2 separate regions of the Homo sapiens genome follow, and region 1 is linked to region 2. Evidence: chromatin loops called from intact Hi-C (ENCODE). Cell type or tissue: OCI-LY7. All regions are shown on one strand.

What was found. Hi-C counts contacts between places; a loop is a spot of excess contacts. Peaks named below come from ENCODE experiments on the same cell type or tissue, not always from the same donor. Only the 100,000 strongest peaks of a DNase experiment are listed, where the experiment ranks them.
Region 1: a loop joins it to region 2, with 2.9 times the contacts of the local background. A loop is called at or near these places in 1 of 110 quality-filtered maps.

Annotation. Positions count from the first base shown.
Region 1 is chr1:37,002,211-37,004,710 of GRCh38, reverse strand. All of the region lies in intron 1 of GRIK3 (glutamate ionotropic receptor kainate type subunit 3), which reads left to right. Among named protein-coding and RNA genes, the nearest start is that of GRIK3, 31 kb to the left of the region's middle. In OCI-LY7, a CTCF peak has its summit at 1,555 (motif pointing left); a DNase peak (open chromatin) is centred at 560; H3K4me3 peaks cover 941 bases; H3K27ac peaks cover 1,922 bases.
Region 2 is chr1:36,954,192-36,956,691 of GRCh38, reverse strand. All of the region lies in intron 1 of GRIK3 (glutamate ionotropic receptor kainate type subunit 3), which reads left to right. Among named protein-coding and RNA genes, the nearest start is that of GRIK3, 79 kb to the left of the region's middle. In OCI-LY7, no CTCF peak of the experiment used is centred here; DNase peaks (open chromatin) are centred at 1,481 and 2,311; H3K4me3 peaks cover 1,914 bases; H3K27ac peaks cover 2,500 bases.

The sequences.
Region 1 (2,500 bases), 48 kb before region 2:
TCCATTGGACAGCTTTTGAGGACACACATACGCAAACACAGAGTTCAGCTATGACCATAGCATGCCAGGCATGAAGCTTGGGGAGGGACCTGATGTCCCTCCCTGCCATGGTCCCCGTAAGACCTGCTGTGAAGACTTAAAGCCTGTTGATTCAAGAGCACAAATGAAAACCAAGTGAGTGGTGATTCCGTTTGGGCAAGGGGCAGGAAAGTGGGGGCTGGGAGTCTGCTGATCAGACCCCAGACCCCCACTGCCCTCCACAACCCGAAGCTCAATTTCTCCCTGGTTCTTCTGGGGTCACTTAGCTCTCAGAGGGAACAATTGCAGTAACAATTCCCTACCTCTTTGTGTGATTCTTTATCCTTTTCAAAGCCCTTTTATGCAGTTTTCCATTTGATACACCCTCCTGTGAGATAGGCTGGTATTATTATCTCTGCTTTATAGATAAGGACATTGAGACTCAGAGAAGGTGCTGTGGCTTGTCCGAGCCCCCTCGGAGGGTGGGCTCTGGAGCAGGGATTAGATCGAAACAGAAGCATGTGACTTCCTGCCCTGTTGCATTTTCTTCTGCCCTCTGATGTGTGGGGTTTTTTTTAGAAGGTGGCTTCCTTTGTCTACAAGGCCCTGATGTTTTCTGGGGTCCGTGTGTCTAAGAGGGGTGCCAAGGCAGAGATTGGGCCGAGTGCTGCCTCGAGTATTTCATCTTCCTCCCCACTACCTCAAGTTCGTTTTGGGGCTCCTAACAGGTGGCAGGAACCATTCCCAGCCCCCTCCCTCCTCTCCCTTCTTTCTGCAGTGGGGCAGCATCCAGCAGAAGAGTGTGGGAGCTGGGGAGCCTGTGGGGTGACGAGGGGGGCACAGGAGGTGGGAGATGGCCCCTTCAGCCCAGCAGGGTGGCAGGTTATGGAGCTGGACTCAGACTTTGTAAATATGGAGACAGCAGAGAGGAAGGACAGCCTGGCTCTCTAGTACCCACCCAAGGGGCTGTCTTGGGGACCAAAGGAAAAGTTGCAAGACAAGTTAAGGAGAGGTCAAGATGAGTTTGGGGAGAGACATGGGTTTGTAGCCAGTGCTCAGAAAAGCCAGAAGCTGACTTAAGGGTACAGATGAAAACAAAGTGAGTGGCAGTGCCATTTGGGCCAGGGGCAGGAAGGAGAGGCTGGGAGCTACTTGGCCAGACAGACCCCCACCACCTCCGGATCCAGAAGCTCAGACATCTTCACTTTTTGAGGCTGATACCATGGAGGCTGAAGAAAGATATGCATGTCCAAGGCCAACTGAGCTGAAATATGGGATTGACCTGGGAGGGCATTGATAATGTTTCATAGTAGTGTCTGAAAGTATAATTTGGGCCATTGGCTGGGCTTAATTTTTAATGAATGAAATAGTAACTATTCCATTTCATTTCACAAAAATGATTTAAAGTTGTTTACATGAATTACATTTAATATGATAGCTCACTTTTCATTCAAATAATTTAATACTAGGAAAAATATAAACTAGAAAGTTTATATTTCTTAGCAGCAAAACTAAAATGCTATAGTTAAGTCATGATGTCCAATAGTTGCTATAATCGGGCCAAACATTTGACTCTACGCTCCCTGGTGGCCAAAGGGAAAAGGGAAACTGTATCTTTCCTATGGGGAAAAAGTCACCCTAGTACCTCTGGGACAAAAAAAAAAAAAAAAACAACAGCTTTTATTAACCCTTTATTTTAAAATATGTTTTCTTATCTGGAGCTTTATGTGAAAGGCTGTAAGAAATGCAACATTGGCCGTGCAGTGGCTCACACCTGTAATCCTAGCACTTTAGGAGGCCAAGGCGGGTGGATCACTTGAGGCCAGGAGTTTGAGACCAGCCTGGGCAACATGGCAAAATCTCATCTCTACTAAAAATACCAACATTAGCTGGGCATGGTGGCACACACTTACTTGAACCCGGGAGGCAGAGGTTGCAGTGAGCCAAGATTGTGTCCCTGCACTCCAGCCTGGGTGACAGAGTAAGTCTCTGGCTCAAAATCTCAAAAAAAAAAAAAAAAAAGAAAGAAAGAAAATAAATGCAACATCTTTCTAACCAGTGGCTAGCAGATTTCATAAACCATGTCTGGTACTGTCTGTTTCTCCATGTCACCTGAAGACATGATGATGAAACACAGTTTAGGGAGTGAAACTACGCAAGGAGCCGAGGATGCAGTTCAAGTGCACAGCTTGATCCAAGGATAAATCCTAGACTATCTAGAGAAAGTGGTGGCTGGCCTGCTTCTCAACCCACTCTCCGAAATGCTGTTTTTCTCTCCATCGCACCTTTACTTCATATTGGGCAGTAGGTGGTTAAGGCAGCCATCCCCAGCAAGGTCTGACTCAGCTGGTTGTTGGGTTGGAGGAAACTCTCATTTAATTTAGAGCAGCCATCATCAGGCTTCTTTGACTATATGCCCAACCAGTAACAAGGTTTAGTATGCCCCCAGTAAATCTAATTTTTTCTTTGTTATATGCAACTA
Region 2 (2,500 bases):
CTGTGCACCTCGGGGGCTTTTGTTCTGTGCTCCCCTCACCTTCCCAAGGATGCTGGGCTCAGGGTCCGCCTCTCTCAGTTCTTTGGAAGCCTTGCAAGGATTCAGCTTGGCCATGGCATGTGATGGTCGAGAGTGGTGTGGGGTGGACATGGCCCTGGGCAGCTGTTTTCTTGGGAGCTGGGAAGCCTGGCTGCCCACACACCAGCGTGGAAGGAGTTAGCGGGTTTTTCCCTCTCCGGTGGGCATGCGGAATGCTGCCGTCTGGGTAAATTGTGGCAGTTTCACGATGAGGCTTTGAGTCATTTAAATGGCTGCTGGTGAGATGCTGCCCTGAGTCATTTCATCTTCCTAAGTAACTTTCTCTTCTGGGCTTCTGCCTATGCAGCACCTTGGCCCAGTCCCCAGCCAAGGTGGCCACCCCTTCCTACCAATCACGCTGCCTGCTTCCCACCCTCAGCCCTGTCTTCCAAGGGCCTCTTCCCCTCTCTTGCTTCCCTGGCTCAGCCATTTGCTGGCTTAGTCTGAGAAGGGGAGAGGATGATGTTGAAAAGGGCGGGGAGCAGAGTTCTAGGGCCTGCCGTCCCCCAGGCCGAGCACCCCACGGCTCAGGACTCCTCCCCCACTGAGCCACTGAAGCCCCCACAGGCCCCGCTCTGGCTGTTGGTGGAGCCTGGAGGCCTGCAGGAGGAGGTGTCACCAAGAACCTTGTCTTCCTCACCGTCACCTACCAGTTCTGAGAATCTGGTCTGATGCCGAGCCTTTGTTAAGAAGGCCTTGGCCACAGGCCATGGCTGGCCAGCCAAAACACCAGACCCTGGCCCTGGTGGCCAGCGGGGGATCCTTACTGACAGGGATGAGGTTGTGAGTCAGAAAGGCCACAGACACTCTGGATGTGTGCATGAGCACTTGCGTGAATGTGTGCAAGTGTGTCTGGTCCTGAACGCCTTGGTGTGCTGGTTGTGTCTTTGTCTACACAGCATGTGCCAGGGTGTTTCTGAGCCTTCTGTTGTTGTGTTCACATGTGTGAGTGCTTGAGGTAGCCTGTTCAGTATGCTTGGCTGCAGCTGTCCAGATATGCTTGTGTGTGAATGTATGTGCATGTGCCCTGTGTTTGTATGGAGCAGGGCAGCCTGTGTGTGCATGCGTGTTCTCCGGGGGCGGGGGTATGTCTGTGTGTGCTGTGTCTGTGGTTCTGGGTTTGAGTGATGTGCGGGGCCTCCCAGAGAGGGCCTGTGACTCAGTGCCTGTGTTCCACTGTGTGTTGGGTGCTGTGAGTGTGCCTGTCAGCCTCTGTGTATCCATCCACGTGTTTGTGTGCACGTGTGCGCTGCTCGGTGTGTGGACGGGGAAGCACAGTTTGGGTGGTGTTGGGTCAGGCCCAGCCCCTGTACCCCACCGCCCCACACCTGCCCCTTCCTGTCCTGCTGGCAGGGTTGATGACAGCCATGCCAGGCCCTACCCTTAGCCAGGTGGGCTGTCACTTATTTAGGGCTGCTATTTCAGGAGGGGAAGCAGCTGGCTGGCGGGCTGCTCATCTGAGCCTCAGCAAATCAGTGAGCTCAGGACCCACTCTGGGGTGGCCCCTCACTGCTGAAGTCTGCTTGGGGTTGGAGGCCCATGTGGCTGAGGCCTCTGTCTACCACCCTGACACCACTTATAGCACCACCATCCAATGTAGAGCTGGCTTGGGCTTCCTGCCTGTTCTCAAAGGAATAGGCCCTTACCCAGGGCTCCTATGGACCTGTGTGTGTGTGTTCGTGTGTGTGAACGTGCATGTGCACAGGTGGGTACACACAGGCATGTGTCCCTGGGTCCACACCTGCAGGCACTTGCCCACTATGCACTTATACTTGTGTGAGGAAGGGCACCTTTCTGTGGCCTGAACTCATGTGTCTGTAGCTGGTTTTTTTCTGTGATTTGTCTATGCATGTGTGTGTCCTTGTGCGTGCACAGGTGTGTACACATGTGCTTCTCTGCGTGTGTGTGGACCTGTGTATGCATATGTATGTGCATGCACACTCTTTCCCCAGCCTCCTTACAGTAATCAGGGGAACCTCAGGGACCTGTCCTTTGGAACACAGACATGTGCTACCTGTGCTCCTGCTGCTGGCCTCAGCCCCCGTCCCCACCCCAAGAGTCCTGGAGACCCACACATGCCACACAATGCTGCCTTGCCCAGAACCCTGGAGTGGCTCCCCACATGCTTTCTGTTGGCCTTCAGGGTCGGGGGCCTCCTCCAGGCCACTCTCACTTCTCCCGCAGATGACCTTTCTGGCTGCTCTGATTGGCATGTGGCTTCCTCTACTGAAAGGCATTCCGTGACTCTTCACTGAGCAAGTCCTCTGATGCTGAGGCTGTGTGCTGGGCTCCAGGAGAGGCAGCAGGGGTAATCATGGGCCAGCATTCCAAGACGTCTTAGGCTAGTGCAGTGGCAAGATCCTGGAGCTCAGATGTAAGGTGTGCTAGAGAGAGGTGAGCTTGGTGAGGGGTGAGAGCTTCC